Linked DNA regions of Homo sapiens: region 1 is linked to region 2. The links are chromatin loops, found by intact Hi-C in ENCODE. Cell type or tissue: IMR-90. All regions are shown on one strand. Each heading gives the region's core, and the rest is flanking DNA. Links, peaks and the distances in the headings are about the cores only. Region 1 overlaps GTF2I (general transcription factor IIi). Region 2 has its middle 22 kb from the start of GTF2I.

Evidence for each region. A loop is a pair of places that touch in the nucleus more often than their neighbours do. Peaks named below come from ENCODE experiments on the same cell type or tissue, not always from the same donor. Only the 100,000 strongest peaks of a DNase experiment are listed, where the experiment ranks them.
Region 1: it touches region 2 in a loop (10-fold over the local background); 7 of 110 quality-filtered maps call a loop at or near these places.

The regions. Positions count from the first base shown.
Region 1 is chr7:74,683,969-74,689,339 of GRCh38, forward strand. GTF2I (general transcription factor IIi) reads left to right here. Exons shown (of 35, transcript NM_032999.4): 2 at 5,156-5,259. The coding sequence starts at 5,161. It overlaps GTF2I-AS1 (GTF2I antisense RNA 1), which reads right to left. Exons shown (of 4, transcript NR_110044.1): 4 at 4,969-5,303. Among named protein-coding and RNA genes, the nearest start is that of GTF2I, 29 kb to the left of the region's middle. In IMR-90, for the core only: no CTCF peak of the experiment used is centred there; no DNase peak of the experiment used is centred there.
Region 2 is chr7:74,632,722-74,638,092 of GRCh38, forward strand. No RefSeq gene overlaps it. Among named protein-coding and RNA genes, the nearest start is that of GTF2I, 22 kb to the right of the region's middle. In IMR-90, for the core only: no CTCF peak of the experiment used is centred there; a DNase peak (open chromatin) is centred at 3,090; H3K27ac peaks cover 716 bases.

The sequences.
Region 1 (5,371 bases), core at 180-5,179, 51 kb after region 2:
TACTGGGAGACCTCTGAGTTTTGATGTGTCATGACAGATAGGAGAGGTCATATCCTTGTGATTTGTGGTTCATTGCTGGTGACATCAGAAAGTAAAGTCAACCAGGAAAAGACTCCATGGGCCTGGCTCAGGTGGCTTCTGGAGCACCACCTCCATCAAGGAGCTTTTCCTGGGGTCCATGTGTAGTCCATGTTGCCTGCTCTCCCACCCAGGGTTGCTGTGCTTATTATACAAGATGGCCAATAAAGCATGACATATATTCAATAAATGTTCATTTCTTTTTCCAACCCTTCTTATTTTAAGTTGAGGGTATTCATAAAAGGGATTGAGCATTTCCATTTATGGACGAGGCAACTGAGTACAGCCCCCAGGGGCACGCAGCGAGATGGCTGTCTGCTGAACCCATACACCAGCTCTCTAGGCGTTTGGTCCTGTGGGGACCGGTGCATCAGATGCTTCCTAAGCTGGCGTCACCTGCCTGGCCCGATGCCTCCTCTGGTGTTCATTGTTTAATTAATGCCACCTCCTGATGGCAGTTTCTTTCTGGGAAGAGGAGAAAAGAGAGCCGTCCCCAAGTGAAGGGTGCAGGGAAGCCTCCACGAATAGTTTCAACTAAGGACTGTCCCAGGAAGGAAACTCTTGGGATGGGCAAAGAACAGCGAACTTCCGGTGTGACCCGGATGCACCCATTTCCAGAGAGCAGGAAGCACAGAGAAGGCCCGTGGGTCGCCCTTGGGGTGCTTTCCATCCTGCAGGGCTCGCTGCCTGCCCTGAAAGTTCTGATAAAGACATAGGACCTTCATCACCAGGGGCGCCCCGTGGGCTGTTGCTGTAGCGTCTGTCCCCCATTTCTTACACACATTGAGTGTGATTGTTACCAGTGGAGGGTGTCCAATGGAAGAAGCACCAAAAGCCGAGATTTATTGAAAGTGGAAGGTACAGTCCACAAAGAGGGGGCGGGCCGAGCCTGGGGGCTGAAGAGCCCCTTTACAGAATTTTCTGGGGTTTAACTACTTTCTGGGGTTTAACTTTCTGGGGTTTAATTTTCTAGAGGTTTCCCATTGGTTACCTGGTGTACATCCTTTGTAAATACAGTAGTGGCCTGCAAGCAGTCTGATTGGTTGTGAAAAGCAACCAATTAGAGGCTGACTTGAAGTTACAAAGGTTACACCCTATGCAAGCATCTGTGGAAAGCAACCAATCAGAGACTAAAGTGAAGTTACAAAGTTACACTTGTATGCAAATGACGACTTGCCCTGCCGGGCTCCAGTAATCCCAGTACTTTGGGAGGCCAAGATGGGTGGATTACTTGAGGTCACGAGTTCCAGACCAGCCTGACCAATATGGTGAAACCCCCTCTCTACTAAAAATACAAAAAATTAGCCAGGTGTGGTGGCAGTTACCTGTAATCTCAGCTACTCGGGAGGCTGAGGCAGGAGAATCGCTTGAACCCGGGAGGCAGAGGTTGCAGTGAGCTGAGATAGCGCCATTGCACTTCAGCCTGGGCAACAAAGCAAGACCCTGTCTCAAAACAAAAACAAAAGGCCGGGCGTGGTGGGAGGCCAAGGTAGGTGGATAACCTGAAGTCAGAAGTTCCAGACCAGCCTGGCCAACATGGCGAAACTCCATCTCTACTAAAAATACAAAAATTAGTTGGGCGTGGTGGCGGGCACCTGTAGTCCCAGGTACTCGCGAGGCTGAAGCAGGAGAATCGTTTGAACCCGGAAGGCCGAGGTTGCAGGGAACCCAGAACGTGCCACTGCACTCCAGCCTCGGCGATAGAGCTAGACTCCGTCTTAAAAAAAGAAAAAAAAAAGTCCGGGGGCGATGGCTCACGCCGGTAATCCGGCCGAGGCGGGCGGATCATGAGGTCAGGAGATCGATACCATCCTGGCTAACATGGTGAAAACCCGTCTCTACTAAAAAACACAAAAATTAGCTGCGCGTGGTGGCGGGCGCCTGTAGTCCCAGCTACTCTGGAGGCTGAGGTGGGAGAATGGCGTGAACCCGGGAGGCGGAGCTTGCAGTGAGCCGAGATCGTGCCACTGCACTAAAGAAAAAGGAAAGGAAAAAAGACTTGGTCGCAGTCAGTCTGGGATTCGTTGCAGGAAGCAACCAATCAGAGGCTGAAGTGAAGTTACAATGTTACACTCCTGTGCAAACGTCTGATTGGTTGCAGAAAGCAACCAATCAGAGATACTTTGAATTTTCCATCTGGGACACAGAAAAAGTGGGGGTGGTGGTTTGCAAACTGAGTAGCCTCCCATCCTTTTGTTACTTAGGTGTGAAAAGTTGGGGTTTTCCTTTTGATTTAGTTCTAGGAAGTCAGCATGAATTGGCCTTAGGTTCCCTGCCTCCAGACCCTATTCTCCGGCCTCATGATGACTTGATGGCAGATTTATGGCGATTAAAGATGAGAAAAAGTGGTAACAGCAGTAGGCAGAAAATTGCCCTAGTTTCATGTTCTGACTGTGATAGTGGCAATATGACCTTGACAAATCACTGCATTTGTAAAATGAGAACACATCTCTGTTTTCTTTCGCTGGGGAATTAAAGGAAAAGTGAGATTATGAAGAAATACTATGAATTTTCAGAAATAATGAAAGTGTACGCTAAGTGAATGTCTAATTATAGAAACATATATGCCTTTGTTGTCCATTTCGCCTAAGCCACATTTTAATGGAAATTTACTTAGACTTGGGGGAGAGGGAGAGGGAAAGAAAACCAGACAAATTCACTTAGTTTTATCCAAGAGAAAAAGAATGGGACCTAAGCTGTTAGGCCAAATAATTTCTATAATTTACCTATTCACTTGCTTGATACGGCCTTTACTTCCGTCTCTAGTCAGGGACCCTTGTGTTGGGAATCAGATTTGCTTCTGTTTGTTCAAATATATGGGGATAAGTGTTTTGTTTGTTTTGTTTTTGTTTTTTTTTTTTGAGATAGAGTCTTGCTTTGTTGTTTGGGTTGGAGTGCTGTGGCGTGATTTTGGCTCACTGCAACCTCCACCTACTGGATTCAATTGATTCTCGTGCCTCAGCCTCCTGAGTGACTGGAATTACAGATGGTACACCACCATGCCTGGCTAATTTTTGTATTTTTAGTAGAGACAGTGTTTCGCCACATTGCCCAGGATGGTCTCGAACTCCTGGCCTCATGAGAGTCACCTGCCACGGCCTCCCAAAGTGCTGGGATTACAGGTTTGAGCCACTGGGCCCAGCCAAGTGTCAATTATTTTTTATTATGGTTTGTATTTATTTATTTTATTTTTTTTGAGGCGGAGTCTCACTCTGTCGCCCAGGCTGGAGTGCAGCAGCGCAATCTTGGCTCACTGCAACCTCCGCCTCCTGGGCTCAAGCGATTCTCCTGCCTCAGCCTCCCAAGTAGCTGGGATTACAGGTGCGTGCCACCATGCCCGGCTATTTGGAATTTTTAATAGAGACAGGGTTTCACCATGTTGGCCATGCTGATCTCGAACTCCTGACCTCAAGAGATCCACCCGCCTCGGCCTTCCAAAGGGCTGGGATTACAGGCGTGAGCCACCACGCCCAGTGGATTATGGTTTTTATTATAAAGCGCAACTTCCTAAGTATGTATGCTTCGTTACTTGTTGATGGGTAATCTGGGCTAGCAGTTAATTCACATGGTAACAGATAAAGCTAGATCACAGTCTTTAATAATAGGGAAATAGAGCATCCTCTTTAATAATAGGGAAAAGATTTACTGACATTTTTAGGCATAACAGTTTTCTGCTGACAGCTCCTCAGCTGCTTGTCCACGTTCTCCAGAACCCTGGGGCTTTAGTTAAGGAATACTCGGGTGTTGTCAGTAAATTAATTTGTTTTTACAGTTACTATTCTTGTTTCCAGTGTTTAATTTTTAAATTTTTCAGTTATCTTTCCATATTAAGTTTATTTAATTATTCAATAGCTCCCTAAAAGTAGAATTAATTCAACTAAATTAAAAGGGACAATTTTTAATAGGCATCTAATTTGCATGCTATTTACAGAAAACCTTTTTAGTGTTTCAGTTTTAGAAATTTGCTTTAGATTTTGCCATCTTAGTATGTCTTTATATGGTGTATTGTTTTGGTTTTATTTTGGTAAAATATACATAATTTTTTTGTGTGTGTGACAGGCTCACTCTGTCACCAAGGCTCCAGTGAGGTGGCGTGATCTCGGCTCACTGCAACCTCCGTCTCCCAGGTTCAAGCGATTCCCCTGTCTCAGACTCTTGAGTAGCCGGGATTACAGGCGCCCACCACCCTGCCTGGCTCATTTTTGTATTTTTAGTAGAGGCAGAGTTTTGCCATGTTGGCCAGGCTAATCTCGAACTCCCGACCTCAGGTGATCCACCTGCCTCGGCCTCCCAAAGAGCTGGGATTAGAGACATGAGCCACCACGCCTGGCCAGTATGTTTTTATATGGTGTGTTGTTTTCATTTTATTTTGGTAAAATATACTTAACATAAAATTTACACTTCTAACCATTTTGTTTTGTTTTTTTGAGACGGAGTTTTGCTCTTGTCACCCAGACTGGAGTGCAGTGCTGCGATCTCCGCTCACTGCAGCCTCCGCCTCCTGGGTTCAAGCAATTCTCCTGCCTCAGCCTCCCAAAGTGCTGGGATGATAGGCATGAGCCATCGTGCCTGGCCAGAATATGCTGTATTATAAAGAATCTTACATGTTACTTGATGCCTGTGATCTATTTTCTTAGTAAGAAGAGAAACTTCTCTCCACTCAGCCTCAGTCCACTGTACCCACTCTTTTGTGTGTCAGGATGTTCAGGGGAGAAGAGGGCTTAGCATCTCTGTCCTGTGTTGAGTTGTGGTTGCCCGTCACTGGGCTGTAAAGTGCCTTGCCTCGTCTTGTTCTTACTTGGGAGAAATTTCACTGATTCTGGGTGCCACCTGGATTTATTTGGGGTGTGATATTGACCCAATTTTCTGGAAATAACAATATATAGAAAATTAGGGGATAGATTCTTTATCTTATGAGGGTTTGGGCAAGTCAAATACTTAGTTTCTGAGCCTTATTTTGTCTCTAGAGCAAGAAAACTGTAAATTAGGCAGCCGGTGAGGGGCCCTCACAGCTTTGGCTGTGGGTTCAGGACACCAGATTTCTACCACTCACTTTCTTCTTACTTCTCCTGCACAGGGATCATGGCCCAAGTTGCAATGTCCACCCTCCCCGTTGAAGATGAGGAGTCCTCGGAGAGCAGGATGGTGGTGACATTCCTCATGTCAGCTCTCGAGTCCATGGTGAGGCCTTCTGTTCCATCATTCCATAGTTGGGTAGGCCTGCACTGTAGATAAGGTTGATTTGTTTTTGTGGAAGATAGAATTTTATGGTTTTTAGTTTTAATGAGTACTT
Region 2 (5,371 bases), core at 168-5,167:
ACACACATTCACACATATACACACACGCTTCCTATAGAACTGAGCTCAGGACAAAATCCAACTGTGAGGGCCACTGAAGGCCTGTTTTGCAAAACGGCTGCTCCAGTTTTTTTTCATCTGGATGAGCAGAAGAGAAAGACATGCTTGTGGGCCAGGCGCAGTGGCTCACGCCTGTAATCCCAGCACTTTTGGGGGGGCCTAGGCAGGTAGATCACGAGGGCAGGAGTTTGAGACTAGCCTGATCAACATGGTGAAACACCATCTCTATTAAAAACACAAAAATTAGGCAGGCATAGTGGCGCGTGCCTGTAATCCCAGCTATTGAGGAGGCTGAGGCAGGAGAATCGCTTGAACCTGGGAGGCAGAGGTTGCAGTGGGCTGAGATTGTGCCACTGGAGTCTGGCCTGGGCAACAGAACGAGATTGCACCTCAAAAAAAATTTTTTTAAATACAACTAAAAAATACAAAAATTAGGCTGGGCGCGGTGGCTCACGCCTGTAATCCCAACACTTTGGGAGGCCGAGGCGGGTGGATCACCTGAGGTCAGGAGTTCAAGACCAGCCTGGCCAACATGGTGAAACTCCATCTCAACTAAAAATACAAAAAAATTAGCTGGGCGTGATGGTACGTGCCTATAATCCCAACTACTTGGGAGGCCGAGGCAGGAGAATTGCTTGAACCTGGGAGGCAGAGGTTGTAGTGAACCGAGATCACGCCACTGCACTCCAGCCTGGACAGCAGAGTGAGATGTGCTTGTGGCCACTGGGAAGGGTCAAAGTCTTTCAAGTTCAAGTAGGGACCTGCAGAGAGGTTTCTCACGGCACAGCATGGAGCTGAAACAGGTCGTGAAACCAGATCAGACCCAGGGCCGGGGTGTGCGAAGGAGGCCTTGGGGCTCAGAGCTCTCGCCTGAGAATTTCACACAAGACTCGTCCCATTCTGCAGGTCTGGATTTGAGGATTTGCTCCTGGGCTTCACTGGTTATCTGCACATCGGTGCCAACTGGCAAAGGTCAAGGTAGGCTGGATCCAGGCTGGAACCAGCAGGTGCCCTGAGGACTGCGACAGGAAGCCAATTAGGAACAACTTCTTATTGTCTCCTTGCTGAAAACCACAGAGTTCTTATCTTCTGAAAACTTTGCTCTGGGCTGGAAGGCGTGGCTGGTTGCCCTGCTGGTATCAGGGCCACAGTGGGAACCAGTACTGGCCATTGGACTAAGTGTCCTTTTTTTAATTAAAAAAAAAAAAGTTGGATTATTTTATATACAGTATTAGTCCCTCTCCTCTCTCCTGCTTAATTTGTATTTAATTTTCTCTTTTTTTTTTTTTTTGAGAAGGAGTCTCTCTCTGTCGCCCAGGCTGGAGTGCAGTGGCATGATCTCGGCTCACTGCAAGCTCCGCCTCCCGGGTTCACGCCATTCTCCTGCCTCAGCCTCCCAAGTAGCTGGGACTACAGGTGCCCGCCACCATGCCCGGCTAATTTTTTTATATTTTTTAGTAGAGACGGGGTTTCACCGTGTTAGCCAGGATGGTCTCGATCTCCCGACCTCATGATCTGCCCGCCTCGGCCTCCCAAAGTGCTGGGATTACAGACGTGAGCCACCACGCCCGGCCTATAAAAAGTTGTATTATTATATTTTTAAAATTTTTTATTTTATTTTAGTGTGTTTGGCAGAGTCACCCAGGCTGGAGTGCACTGGCACGATCTCAGCTCACTGCAGCCTCCATCTCCCAGGATCAAGCGATTCTCCTGCCTTAGCCTCCCGAGTAGCTGGGATTACAGGCACCCGCCACCACACCCAGCTAATTTTTGTATTTTTAGTAGAGATGGGGTTTCACCATGTTGGCCAGGCTGGTCGCAAACTCCTGACCTCAGGTGATCCACCCGCCTCGGCCTCCCAAAGTGCTGGGATTACAGGCATGAGCTACCATGCCCAGCCCTCCTGGCTAATTTTTATATCTTTAGTAGAGACAGGGTTTCACCATGTTGTCCAGGCTGGTCTTGAACTCCTGACTCTCAAATACAAAAAATTGGCTGGGCGCGGTGGCTCACACCTGTAATCCCAGCACTTCGGGAGGCCGAGGCGGGTAGATCATGAGGTCAGGAGATCGAGACCATCCTGGCTAACATGGTGAAACCCCGTCTCTACTAAAAATACAAAAAATTAGCCGGGTGTGGTGATGGGCACCTGTAGTCCCAGCTACTCGGGAGGCTGAGGCAGGAGAATGGCATGAACCTGGGAGGCGGAGCTTGCAGTGAGCCGAGATCGTGCCACTGCACTCCAGCCTGGGCAACAGAGTGAGACTCCATCTCAAAAAAAAAAAAAAAAATAGTCCCAGCTACTCAGTAGGCTGAGGTGGGAGGATCACTTGAGCTAGGGATGTCAGGGTTGCAGTGAGCTGACATCTTGCCACTACGCTCCAGCCTGGGCTGCAGAGCAATACCCTGTCTAAAAAAGAAAAAAAAGAAGAAAGTAAGCAGGCAAGCAGGTCAGTGATTGCCAGGGCCTGGGGTGGTGGGTGGTGAAGAAAATTAACTAATGAAGAGGGGCACAGGAAACTTTCTAGAGCAATGGAAGTGTTGCATATATTTTTTTTTGACGGAGTCTTGCTCTGTCGCCCAGGCTGGAGTGCAGTGTTGTGATCTCGGCTTACTGCGACCTCCACCTCCTGGGTTCAAGCCATTCTCCTGCCTCAGCCTCCGGAGTAGCTGGGATTTCAGGCACGGCATGCGCCAGCACGCCCGGCTAATTTTTGTATTTTTAGTAGAGACAGGGTTTCACCATGTTGGCCAGGCTGGGCTCAAACTCCTGACCTCAGATGATCTGCCTGCCTCGGCCTCCCAAAGTGCTGGGATTACAGGCATGAGCCACCGCACCCAGCCCTGTATCTTGATTATGGTGGGGGTGACACGGGTGAGTGAAAATATTTGCTAAGGCTCCTTTAAGTAAACACATAAAAACGAATGCATTTTATTCTGTGTAAATAAAATACTTGAATAAAGTTGTTAAAAAAAAAAAAAAGCAGCAGCAGCTTAGTCCAGCTTCCCTGAGTGGGTGGTGTAATTTCGCCTGGAAGCGGAGGCTGGAATGACAGGCATCTTGGCCAACGTGTTCAGCACAAACCAGTCAACTGGCACAGAGGGCCCATTGTGATCAGACCACAGACTCTTCAGACAGAGCTGCATCTTCCCCTGCGCCCCGGCCAGCGCTGGCTGTGTGCCATTCCCTCTGCACCCTGTGCACCTTGACACAGTAGATCTCTGCACAAGCCCTTCTCTTTGCCTCCTTACCCCCTACCCTCCACCTTCTTCACCAGGAAAGTTCTATGCATTGTTCAAATGCCCCCACTCCCCACCTCCTCTGGGCTCTTTTTTTTTTGAGACAGAATCTCACTCTGTAGCCCAGGCTGGAGTGCAGTGGCACAATCTCGGCTCACTGCAACCTCCGCCTCCCGGGTTCAAGTGATTCTCTTGCCTCAGCCTCCTGAGTAGCTGGGACTATAGGCATGTGCCAACACACCCGGCTAATTGTTGTAGTTTTAGTAGAGACGGGGTTTCACCATGTTGGCCAGGCTGGTCTCAAACTCCTGACGTCAAGGGATCCGCCTACCTTGGTCTCCCAAAGTGTTGGCATTACAGCGATGAGTCACCATGCCCGGCCTTTGGGATCTTATGACAGGTGCCCTAGTCAGACTATATTATGACCTGTTTACAACTCTGTCCCCCAACAAGTCTGTAAACTATTTCTTTTTCTTTTTTTTTTTGAGACAGAGTCTCACTCTGTCTCCGAGGCTGGAGTGCAGTGGCGTGATCTCGGCTCAGTGCAACCTCTGTCTCCCAGGTTCAAGCGATTCTCCTGTCTCAGCCTCCCAAGTAGCTGAGACTACAGGTGCCCACTACCACGCCCAGCTAATTTTTGTGTTTTTAGTAGAGACGTAGTTTCACCATGTTGGCCAGGCTGGTCTCAAACTCCTGATCTTAGGTGATCTGCCCACTTCAGCTTCTCAAAGTGCTGGTATTCCAGGCAGGAGCCACCATGCCCGGCCTCTGGGCTCTTATTACAGATGCCATAGTCAGATTGTATTATAACCTGTTCACAACGCTGTCCTCCCACAAGTCCGTAAACTTCTTGAGGTCACAGATGGTACCATTTTTATCTCTGCATCCCCAAAGCACCTAACACATTCCCTAAAACACAGCAATAAAACATTCCTTGCATCCTTGTCAAGCAATGGTGTCAGCCCTTTACACGCTTTGTTTATTTATTTATTTATTTATTTATTTATTGACGGAATTTATTTAGAGACAGCCTGTTGCCCAGGCTGGAGTGTGATGGTGTGATCATAGCTCACAGCAGCCTCGAGCTCCTGCACTCAAGCAATCCTCTCACTTCAGCCTCCTGAGTAGCTGGGGCCACGGGTGTGTGTCTCCAAACCCAGCTAACTTAAAAATTTATTTTTTGCAGACAGAGGGTCTCCCTATGTGGCCCAGGCTGATCTCAAACTCCTGGGCTCAAGCAGTCCTCCCACCTCAGCCTCCCAAAATGTGGGGATTACAGGCATGAGCTACCGGGACCAGCTAATTTTTAAAATTTTTCTTTTTCTTTTTTTTTTTGAGACGGAGTCTCGCTCTGTCGCCCAGGCTGGAGTGCAGTGGCGGGATCTCGGCTCACTGCAAGCTCCGCCTCCCGGGTTCACGCCATTCTCCTGCCTCAGCCTCCCAAGTAGCTGGGACTACAGGCGCCCGCCACTACACCTGGCTAATTTTTTGTATTTTTAGTAGAGACGGGGTTTCACCGTTTTTTAGCCGGGATGGTCTCAATCTCCTGACCTCGTGATCCGCCCGCCTCGGCCTCCCAAAGTGCTGAGATTACAGGCGTGAGCCACCGCGCCCGGCCAAATTTTTCTTTTTTGTAGAGATGGGGTCTCCCTATGTCGCCTGGGCTGGTGTCAAATTCCTGACCTCGAGTGATCCTCCTGCCTTGGCTTCCTAAAGGGCTGAGATTACAAGTGTGAGCCACTGTGCCTGGGCAACTCAAGTCCCCTTCACCTTCAGTCATTCAGTCAACAAACACCAAATACTTGCTCCACACTAGGCATGCCCCAGGCCAATGAATGAGGCTTGGTCCCCGCCCTTAGTGAGCTTATATAAGAGGAAGACTCACAAACAGTGGGCTTTTTGGATGGAAACATGAATGAATGAATGAATGAATGAGTGAATACAAGCTGCCTTTCCTCTCCACTGCTGTCTGGGTGATCACGCAGTATGTGCGGCAGGTGCCTATCCCGTCCCATTCCACGTCCGCTCTGGAGGGTCCTAATCTAGGACACCTTAGCGTATCTCATAGATGGCCAGCTATGGATCTAAGATT